Linked DNA regions of Homo sapiens: region 1 is linked to region 2. The links are chromatin contacts, found by Hi-C in ENCODE. All regions are on one chromosome and are shown on one strand. Each heading gives the region's core, a stretch centred on a gene start or an enhancer-like site at or near the end of the contact. The rest is flanking DNA. Distances are from core to core; before and after follow the strand shown. Region 1 has its middle 10 kb from the start of TNFRSF8. Region 2 has its middle 10 kb from the start of SLC2A5.

What was found. A loop is a pair of places that touch in the nucleus more often than their neighbours do. Pooled maps may share reads with other maps.
Region 1: a loop to region 2 is called in a map with no recorded cell type, with 12 times the contacts of the local background. The contact joins two enhancer-like sites. A Hi-C loop is called at or near these places in 1 of 37 single-sample maps with no recorded cell type and 3 of 50 pooled maps.

What each region holds. Positions count from the first base shown.
Region 1 is chr1:12,050,457-12,055,761 of GRCh38, reverse strand. No RefSeq gene overlaps it. Among named protein-coding and RNA genes, the nearest start is that of TNFRSF8, 10 kb to the left of the region's middle. RefSeq lists a silencer at 1,587-1,636 and enhancers at 2,519-2,568, 3,244-3,303, 3,314-3,403, 3,444-3,593. Within about 2 kb of position 3,566, at least 12 of the 41 ENCODE cell types and tissues checked have a DNase peak (open chromatin) inside an H3K27ac peak, as active enhancers do.
Region 2 is chr1:9,076,789-9,082,547 of GRCh38, reverse strand. It overlaps a transcript of SLC2A5 not described here. Among named protein-coding and RNA genes, the nearest start is that of SLC2A5, 10 kb to the right of the region's middle. Within about 2 kb of position 3,512, at least 6 of the 41 ENCODE cell types and tissues checked have a DNase peak (open chromatin) inside an H3K27ac peak, as active enhancers do.

The DNA of each region.
Region 1 (5,305 bases), core at 2,317-4,816, 3.0 Mb before region 2:
GAATTTTCAAGAAACCAGCACACCCGATCCCATGAAGGCTGAGAACATAGAGCCCTGAGGAAGAAACTGATCAAGGGTCCATCCAGGTCTTGAAGCTCCATCACTAGTCACTCCCTTGGGTCAAGGAATTGAAGGTCCCAGTTAAAATGTAAATCATTCCTGGAGAAACCCCTTGCTAAGTCCCTGGCAGATGTCGCAGGGGCTGGTTTCTCAGAAGAGCCTTGGTGGAGGGCAGGCCCTGGCATTCTGATGGCCCAGTGTGGCGAGAGGGTGTTGTGGAAGCACTTAGATTCAGACCTGAGCTCAGCACCTTGGCTGAGAAGGCCCCAGGTGGGGCACCGGCCACCCCGTCACACTCCCTAGTGGACTCCTTTCTCTCCTGATGCCACCAAGCTTGTCCCTGCCCCAGGGCCTTTGTGCTCGCTGGTCCCTCCGCCTGAAAACTTGTTCCCCCAGCTCTGCAAAGTGTTGTCCCTCTGAGAAAACTTCTGGGGTGACAGATATAGTGGTCATCTTGGTTGTGGAGAAGGATGTATATACATGCCAACACTTACAAAATGGTATACTTTAAGTTGGTCAAGATTACTGTGTGTCTATTATACCTCAATGAAGCTATTAACACACACACATTTTAAAACCGCAGCTCCTGCTCATCTTCAGGTGTTGGCTCAGATGAACCTCCTCAGAGAGGCTTTTCCTGACCACCCCAGCTGATGTTACCACTCTCTGCCACATCGCCCTGTTCATCAGGGACGTACCACAGTGTGGCATCGTTTATTTGCTCATTGCTAACTTTCCCCGCCTGGGGAGCAGGGATTGTGTCTGTCTGGTCCACTGACATAAGCAGGGCTTGGCTTCATGAATCTTTATTGAATGACTTGAATGACCAAGGACAGGGGTCCTAGCAGACATGGCGGACGTCAGACTCACCTTCTGGGGCTGGTCTAGGGGTGTTCCAAGAACACCAAGCAAGGCTGAGAAGGGCAGGTACTGCTCTGAAAGTGAAACCCGGAACACAGCCATGCTGCCAGCCCATCTGCGCCATCATCCATGCCGTGGGTGCCTGCAGAAAGTGCCAGCAGGGACCCTGTTCCTAGCAGGAGCTGCCCATCAGCATATGGCATTCATTCAGAAAATCCCTCTGGAATCTCCCTGGTCATTCCCTCCATGTGGCTGGGAGTGGGTCTGCCCCACTCCCAGAATCATCCCTCCCTCCAAACAGGAGGCAGGAGGCCTGAAGGCCCAGTCTGGCCTGGGGCTCACCAGACACAAAACCCTGGCAATGTGGAGAAACTAAGGCGTGGCCACAACTCAAGCCTCAGCTAGATCTGGAGACTCATGGGGACCTCCCCCTGAAGACTGGAACTGTGATCTGGCCTGAGAAAAACCCATCAGTTACCATCCATAACCCCCATCGACTCATGGTGATTTCACTGGGTTCTGGTTTGCATCAGACACTGGCCAGAGTGTGAGAGCTGAGGTGGGGGTCGCCACATCCAGCAACCGCTCCCCTACCCCAGTTACACCGACCCTGAGGCCAAAGTCCCACAGCCAGTCAGTGCAGGGACAGCCCCCAGGCCCCAGCCTCCTGAGCCCCCACCCGGCCCCTCTGCCCTCGCCCGGCTTTATTGTGTGTATTTGCTGCTTGCTATCATTTTCCTTTTCCAGGCCTGTCACCAGGGGAGCAAAGCCTTGACCCCAAGCTTTCAGACTCTGGCAAGGGAGGCAGATGGCAGGGGTCTCAAGGGTCTGCTTGGCTGTGACTGCAGAGGCTGATGGAACATCAGGGCTTTGGGAGCGGTCAGCGGCCTGTTTCAGTGCTGCACACACACACATACACATATGCACACACACATGCACACACACGTACACATAGGCACACACACATGCACACACACGTACACATCTGTGTGAGCACACACTTGCCTCCCAGACTCAGCATCCATCATCCCCAATGCCCGGCCAGCTTATCTACCTATTACCTGAAAACAATCCTGTTATCTGTCCAAGGAGATAGTGTGGAAATAAATGCTTAGCAAGAAATGGCCTGTGCTGTCTACCCCACATCCACCTCCTGGGGGGCCTGTGTGTTCTGGGGGTCACTCTTGCATTTCAAGTGACTCCAAACAACGTCCCCAAAGCAGCAGCCCACCTTGTGTTTCCTTGGGGCCTGAGCCCGGCCACTGGCTGGCGTCCCACTCTCATGCTTGGCAGTGGAAACAGCAGCCACTGCCTTGGCTTGCACTGACACTGCACAGGCGCCAGGGTTCTTTCTGAGCCAGGCCTTCCGGCTCTGCAGGGGCCATTGAACTGAGCCAAGGAAAGAACATATTGGTGGCGGCCGGGCGTCATGGCGCACACCTGCGGTCCAAGCTACTCAGGAGGCTGAGGTGGGAAGATTGCTTGAGCCCAGGAGTTCAAGGCTGTAGTGAGCCATGATTATGCCACTGCACTCCAGCCTGAATAACAGTCAGCCTGGCCCTGACTCTAAAAAAAAAGAAAAAGAAAAAAAAAAAGAACCTGTTGATAGCATCTACGGATATGGGTAGACACTGACCCCTGGGGTCCCTTCCTTGTACTCCAGGGACCAGCACTTGACCATCCAGGCCTGTGTGGTCTGTCAAGCAGACCTGGTGCCCAGCAAGACCTGGGGCTCTGCCAGGACCACTCCTATGAGACCTGCTCTTGCTGCAGTGTCTAATGTGCCTATAGGAGCAAGAACGCTTGGACGAAAGGAACACATCCCTGCTTAAGAGGCAACGCCATGGATTAATATTCATTTAAACAAACACTTCTACAGGCATATGGGTACCAGGCCCCAGGATAGGTGCTGGGGTTCATCAGTGAACAAGGCTTTTGCCCTCAGAGGGATGGGAGCCACTAGGAGTTTGGATCAGGGAGGGGCATGGCCTGACTTGGGTTGTCCGGGTCACTCCGGCTGTTGCGTGGGAAATAGATGGCCCAGGAAAAGAGGGGGAGGACGAGAGAGGGGAGAGCAGGCAGGGGCAACTGAAGCATCCAGGGTGGAGGGGGTGGAGGCTGGGGCCAGGAGGGAGCTGTGGGAGAGGGAAGGGGCCGGATTAGGGGTGAACTTTGGGGATGGGATTTACTGAAGGATTGGATGTGTGCGAGAATGAGGCAAAGGTTTGGCCTGGGAAACTGGAAGAGTGACGTTGCCTTCAGCTGGGGTGAGGAGGGACTACTGAGGGAGGGCAGGGGCTTTAGGAGCACCTGTCAGCGGCCACCTACCCAGACTGTGGTGGGGTGGATGCAGTGGTCAGTGAGGGCTTCCTGGCAGAGGTGAGGCTCAAGCTGAGACCTGAAAGAAGGAGCAGGCTGGGGAGAAAGGGGTGAGAACAGCAAAGAGTGGGACTGCTGGGAAGAGCTCGCTGAGGGTGGCTGGGGGAACTTTCAGTGGCCCCAGGGGGGCCCGAGGGTTACTGACAGGGAAAGGAGAGAGCTCCAGATGAGGCCAGAGGGGCAGGACGGGTCCAGGCTGCTTACTCAGCACCAACAGGGAGGGAGGCTTGGCCATGAGCAGCCCAATCAGACCGAGAAATGGAGACGGGTAATAAATAGCCACAGATGAGTCATCTCAAGCCCCAATTCTGAGCCTGCCTCGCTGCTCTCCTGGGCCCGCAGCCTTCCTGGGAGGGGCCCCTGATTTCAGAATGACCAGGTCAGGCAGAGCTCAACTACCAGGGCCCCTGTGCTCGGGGCTCAACCCTGCAAGGCCCCAGGTGGCAAGGCAGCTTCGCCTTGTGGCAGCTGGTCCCATCGCCTTCCTCAGAACTCAGGTCAAAATAAGCAGCACACAGAAAACATTTTTTATGTGATCATTGCTTCAAACTTTTTTTTTTAAATCCTAGTATTAATTAGCCAGGTATGTAGGACTAATACAGTGCTCACCTGCGGTCCCAGCTGCCTGGGAGGCTGAGGCGGGAGAATTGCTTAAACCCAGGAAATCGAGGCTGCAGTGAGCTAGGATTGCACCACTGCACTCCAGGCTGGGTGACAGAGTGAGACTCTGTTTAAAAACAAAAAAAAAAAAAAGCTGTATTAATAAAATGTAATTAGAGGTATCCAGGTGTTGGGGGAAAAAAGCATTTGGTAAAGTCAGAGAAAGCTGGGTTCAAATCCCACCTCTTACTGCAGCCACAGCTGAGCAACTTGGAGCCAGCTGGTTAACCACCCTGGGCCTTGCCTTTCTTATCCATCAAATGGAAATAACAATGGCACTGACATCACAGACTTATGCAAAGATCTGAGATGCTAAATGCTTGGCACAGGAAGCTCCAGGATACCCAGCTATAATACCACAAAGACAGGGATCTATTCTAAATTTGTGGCCATCTAGTCAGGGCCCGGCCACAGGACAAATGAGGCCACCATTTTGCCTCCAGGCCCCCAGGTCTCCTGGGCCTCAGATGCCGGAGCACAAAGCCTCACTGTATTTGCACCTGGTTCACGCAGCCCCCTGGAGGCTCTGGACTTGAGAAGGCAAGCTCCCTGAGGGCAGGGAGTTTCTCAATGCTAGTTTCTCAATGCTTTATTACCAGGGCTTGGCATAATAAATATTTATTGAATTAATAAATAGAGCAGGCCGGGCACAGTGGTTCACGCCTGTAATCCCAGCACTTTGGGAGGCCGAGGCGGGCTGATCACTTAAGGTCAGGAGTTCGAGACCAGCCTTGCCAACATGGTGAAACCCCGTCTCTACTAAAAATGCAAAAAAAAAAATTAGCTGGGAGTGGTGGTGGGTGCCTGTAATCCCAGCTAATCGGGAGGCTGAGGCAGGAGAATCGCTTGAACCCAGGAGGCAGAGGTTGCAGTGAGCTGAGATTGCGCCACTGCAGAGCGAGACTCCATCTCAAAAAAAAAAAAAAGAATATAACCATCTCAAATTAAAAATAATAATAGGCTGGGCACGGTGGCTTACCCCTGTAATCCTAGCACTTTGGGAGGCTGAGGCAGGTGGATTACTTAAGGTCAGGAGTTTGAAACCAGCCTGGCCAACATGGTGAAACGCCGTTTCTAATAAAAATATAAAAAAATTAGCTGGGTGTGGTGGTGGGCACCTGTATTCCCAGCTAATCAGGAGGCTGAGGCAGGAGAATTGCTTGAACCTGGGAGGCAGAGGTTGCAGTGAGCCGAGATTGTGCCACTGCACTCCGGCCTGGGCAATAGAGAGAGATTCAGTCTCAAAATAATAATAATTTTTCAAGCAATTAGTTCGGCTTGCCACATTCTGATAGATTCAGATGCTAAGGAGACAATGAGCCCAGCTAGATTTAAAGGGTTTACT
Region 2 (5,759 bases), core at 2,263-4,762:
GAGACAGGGTCTCCCTATGTTGCCAAGGCTAGACTTGAACTCTGGGACTCAAGCAATCCTCCGACCTCAGCCTCCTGGGGAGCTGGGACTACAGGCATGCACCCCTGTGCCTGGCTCATTTCTTCTTATAGCTGTATAGTATTCCATTGTGTATGTGCCACAATTTGCCTATCTGTTCATCCACTGATGGACATTTTGGCTGTTTCCCCCTTTTGGCTATGTAAATACTGCTGCTACGAACATATGTGTACATGTATTCGCTTGAGTACATGTTTTTCATTCTTTTTGGGTATATATCCAGGAGTAGAATTGCTAGGTCATATGGTAATTCTATGTTTAACTTTTTGAGGAACCACCAAACTGTTTTTTCCTCAGTAGCTGAACCATTTTACATTCCCATCGGCAAGGTACAAGTGTTCTAATTTCTCCACATTCTAAACAACATTCGTTTTATTTTATTTTTTTTGAGACAGAGTCTTGCTCTGTCTCCCAGGCTGGGGTGCAGTGGTGCAATCTCAGCTCACTGCAACCTCCACCTCCTGGGTTCAAGCAATTCTCGTGCCTTGGCCTCCCAAGTAGCTGGGATTACAGGTGTGCACCAACACACCTGACTAATTTTTGTATTTTTAGTAGAGGTGGGGTTTTGCCATGTTGTTCAGGCTGGTCTTGAACTCCTGGGCTAAAACGATCCACCCACCTCAGCTCCCCAAAGTGCTGGAATTATAGATGTGAGCCACCTCACCTGACCACCAACACTAGTTAATTTCCCTTTTTTTTTAAGTATGATAGCCATCCTAATGTGTGAAGTGATACCTCATTTTGTTTTTGATTTGCATTTCTCTAGTGAGTAATGATGCCAAGTATCTTTTCATGTGCTTCTTGGTCATTTGCATATCTTCTTTGGAGAAAATAATCTATTCAAGTGTTTTGCGCATTTTGAATTTGGTTGTTTGTCTTTTGTTGTTGAGTTGTAAGAGTTCTTTATATATTCTGGATACCAGACCCTTATAAGATATACGATTTGCAAAAATTTTTCTTCTAGTCTCTTGTCTTTTTACTTTTTTTTTTTTTTTTTTTTTAAGAGAAGGAGTCTACCTCCATTGCCCAGGCTGGACTTGAACTCCTGATCTCTCCTGCCTCAGCTTCCCAAGTCGCTGGGAATATAGGCACATGCCACTGTACCCAGCTCATCTTTTTACTTTCTTGATAATGTCTTTTGAGGCACAAAAGTGTGGGTTTTGTTTTGGTCGTGTTTTTTTTTTTTGGGGTTTTTTTTTTTTTTTTTTCTGAAACAAGGTCTCATGCTGTTTCCCGGCCTGGAGTGCAGTGGTATGATCACAGCTCACTCCAGCCCTGACCAGTCAGGCTCAAGTGATCCTCCCACCTCAGCCTCTTGAGTAGCTGGGAACAAGGGCATGTGCCACCACCCTCAGCTAATTTTTTTTGTTTGTTTATTTGTTTTTAGTATTTTTTGTAGAGATGATGTTTCACCACATTGTCCAGGCCAGTCTTAACTCCTGAGCTCGAGTGATTTGCCTACCTCAGCCTCTGAGGTGCTGAGTTTGCAGGCGTGAGCAACCTCACCCACCACTTTTTCATTTTGATGAGGTTATTGGCAACCTGAAATAATTGAAAGGATCAGAATCCAGTTTAAAGGAGTTTATTCAAGGCCAGGCGGAGTGACTCACACCTATCGCCCCAGGCGAGAGGGATTAAAGGTCCCATAAGCACATTCCTTTAAGACTCAAAATAATTCCAGTTTCCAACAGCTTTGATTTTGAATTATTTGTTTTCACATTATATATAAGCTGGCTCCTGCACATCACTGGATATTATTTATGGCCTGCCTGGTCTCATTTTCTGTGGTCAAAGAGAGTGGTCTCATTAGGAAAGAACTTGAATAGACATTTCTCCAAAGATGTACAGACGGCCAACACGAATGTGAAAAGATGCTCAACGTCACTCATCATTAGGGAAATGCAAATCAAAACCACAATGAGAGCTCACCTCACACCTGTTAGGATGGCTACTACCAAAAACAACGATAACAGCAACCACAGCCCAGAAAATAACAAGTGCTGGTGAGGATGTGGAGAAATTGAAACTCTTATATACTGTTGGTGAGAACGTAAAATGGCGTAGCTACTGTGGAAAACAGAACGGTAATTCCTAAAAAAAATTAAAAATAGAATTATCATGTGATCCAGTGATCCCACTTCTGGGTATATATCCAAAATAATTGAAAACGGGGGCTCAGCGAGATACTTGTACACCCATGCGCATAGCTGCATTTCTCACAATTGCCAAAGGTATTAATAGAAGCAACCCAAGTAACCTGACAGATAAATGGGTAAACCAGATGTGGTGTGTGCACAGTGGAGTATGATCCAGCCTCAGAGAGCAAGGCAATCTTGTTCCATGTTACAGCATGAAGGACTCATGAAGACATGCTCTAAGTCTTCGGAAATCAGTTACAAAAAAGCAAATACTGCATGATCCTACTTACATGAGGTATTGTGAGTGCCCAAATTCGTAGAAGCAGAAAAGTAGAATGGTGGTTGCCAGGGACTTTGGGGAGGGAAAATGGGGAGTAGTTGTTTAATGGGGACGGAGTTTCAGTTTTGCAAGATGAAAAGGTTCTGGAGATCTGTTTCATAACAATGTGAATATACTTACCACAACTCAACTGGTACATTTATTTAAAAATGTACAGTTAAAATGATAAGTTTTATGTTATGATGTTTTTAAAAAGAGGGATATCGGCTGGGCGTGGTGGCTCACGCCTGTAATCCCAGCACTTTGGGAGGCCAAGGTGGGCAGATCACCTGAGGTCGGGAGTTTGAGATCAGCCTGGCCAACATGGTGAAACCCCGTCTCTACTAAAAATTCAAAAAATTAGCTAAGCATGGTGGCTCACGTCTGTAATCCCAGCTATTTGGGAGGCTGAGGCAGGAGAATCACTTGAGCCTAGGAGGCAAATGTTGCAGGGAGCCAAGATCACGCCACTGTACTCCAGCCTGGGTGACAGAATGAGACTCTGTCTCAACAAAATAAAGAAATAAATCAAAAATAAAAAGAGGAGTGTCTATCCAGGGTAATGTGTAACCGACAGAAGCCCCTTGGGTCCTGAAGAGCCTCTGCTGCTCCGGCTTTCACGTCTTCTGCCTGTGCTTCTCCAGGAGCACGCCCTTCCTGTGCACGTGCACTCTCTGATAGGCGAGGTCAAATTCTGTTCTTGGTGAGAAAACACATAGGCACCTTGTCATGTCTCTGAAGTTTACACCCCAGGCATATCAGAGCGTGATCAACAATCTCTCTGCCTCGGGGACATCTAGTAGGAGCTTGGAAGGGAGCTCAAGTGAGGACAGAATACAGAACTGGCTCCTGAAGGAAGATAAACTTGGAAGGCGCACGTTTTCTGGACCCTCCCTGCAGACTTGGGTTCCGGCGGCCAGGTGGCATGCCCAAGGTGGGGTGTGGCTTTTCACAGAAGAGGAAGAGGGAGACACCGCGCGTGGGCACTGGGGTTGGGAGGTCCTGTGTCAACCGACTGGATGCACTCCTCTCCCTTCCCCAGACGAGATACACTGCCTGTGCCAAAAGCAAAGCAAGGGCACTGTGGGGTGGTCAGGTCCACTCTGAATCTGTTAATGATTCCTTCCTTATCTAAATCTGGAATGTGGGAAAAGAAAAACAGCTGAGCAGTGTGAGCCCTGTGAGGTTCGCAAAATTTATTAGGCCCAGAGAGACGTGAGTGGGAACTTGAGTCACTTCCCCACCCATGTCCAGGGCAGCTATTTGACGACACTTTGTTCCTGATAGCTGCCTCACCCATTTTCTTCAGGGTTTTGGAATTCATGGTACAAAGAACAATGTAGTGTGGATCTACAGTTTACATGGTTTTGATGTAAATTCTTGGTAAAGAACTGTCTCTTCTTTAAATGAAATGTTTTTCAATAGTTTTTGGGGATACAAGTGGTTCTTGGTTACATGGATAAATTCGTTAGTGGTAATTTCTGGGATTTGGGTGCACCCATCACCCAAGCGCTGTACACTGTACCCAATACAAAGTCTTCTCTCCCTTTCCCGCCTCCTGTCAGAGGCATTGGAACCAGAGCGACTCCATCTTGAATAGGGACCGAGTAAAGTGAGGCTGAGACCTACTGGGCTGCATTCCCAGGAGGTTTAGGCATTCTTAGTCACAGGATGAAATAAGAAGTCAGCACAAGGTCACAAAAACCTTGCTGATGAAAGGATGTGGTAAAGAAGCCACAAAAACCCACCGAAACCAAGATGGTGATGGAAGTGACCTCTGGTTGTCCTCACTGTCATTATATGCTAATTATAATACATTAGCATGCTAAGAGACATTCCCACCAGTGCCATGACAATTTACAAATGCCATGGCAACCTCAGGAAGTTACCCTATATGGCCTAAAAGCGGGAGGAGCCCTCAGCTCCGGGGAACTGTCCACCCCTTTCCCAGAAAACTAGTGGATAATCCTCCCCTTGTTTAGCAAAGAACAAGAACTAATTATAAATATAATCAGTTGAGCAGCCCAGGCCACTGCTCTGCCTGTGGAGTAGCCTTTTTTTTATTTCTTTACTTTCTTAATAAACTTGCTTTCACCTTACTCTATGGACTCACCCTGAATTCTTTCTCACACAAAGTCCAAGAACCTTCTCTTGGGGTCTGGATCAGGACCAACACTCCCATTGCCCCTCCCTCCCTCCTGTCCTTCCTTCCTTCCTTCCTTCTTCCCCTTCTTTCCCTCCCTCCCTCCCTCTCTCCCTCCCTCCCTCTCTCCCTGTTTCACCCTTGTTGCCCAGGCTGGAGTGCAATGGAATGATCTCGGCTCACTGCAACCAGGTTCAAATGATTCTCCCGCCTCAGCCTCCCGAGTAGCTGGAATTACAGGTGCCTGCCACCAAGCCCAGCTAATTTTTTTCTTTTTTTTTTTGTATTTTTAGTGGAGATGGGGTTTCACTATGTTGGCCAGGCTGGTCTTGAACTCCTGACCTCAGGCGATCCACCTGCCTCAGCCTCCCAAAGTGCTGGGATTACAGGCGTGAGCCACTGCGTCCAGACTTTTCTGGGGGTTTTTTTTTTGTTTTTTTGTGTTCTTTTTTTTTTGCTTTTTTTTTTTTTGAGACAGGTTTTGACTCTGTTGCCCAGGCAGGAGTGCAGTGGCGCTATCTCAGTTCACTGCAACCTCCACCTCCCAGGCTCAAGCAATCCTTCCACTCTAGCCTCCCAAGTGGCTGGGACTACAGGCATGCAGCACCATGCCTGGCTAATTTTTGTATTTTTGTAGAGACGGTATCTTACCATTTTGGCCAGACTAGTCTTGAACTCCTGAGCTCAAGCGATCTGCCTGCCTCAGCCTCCCAAAGTGCTGGGATTATAGGCATGGGCCACCATGTCCAGCCTTCCTTTTTTCTTTTAAAAACCCACTTGTAAGGCTTGGCATGGTGGCTCATGCCTATAATCCCAGCACTTTGGGAGGCTGAGGCGAGCGGATCACGAGGTCAGGAGTTCGAGACCAGCCTGGCCAACATGGTGAAACCCTATCTCTACTAAAAATACAAAATTAGCCATGCGTGGTGGCAGGCGCCTGTAATCCCAGCTACTAGGGAGGCTGAGGCAGAAGAATCGCTTGAACCCGGGAGACGGAGGTTGCAGTGAGCCGAGATCACGCCACTGCATTCCAGTCTGGGCAACAAGAGTGAGACTGCATCTCAAAAAAAAAAACAAAAAA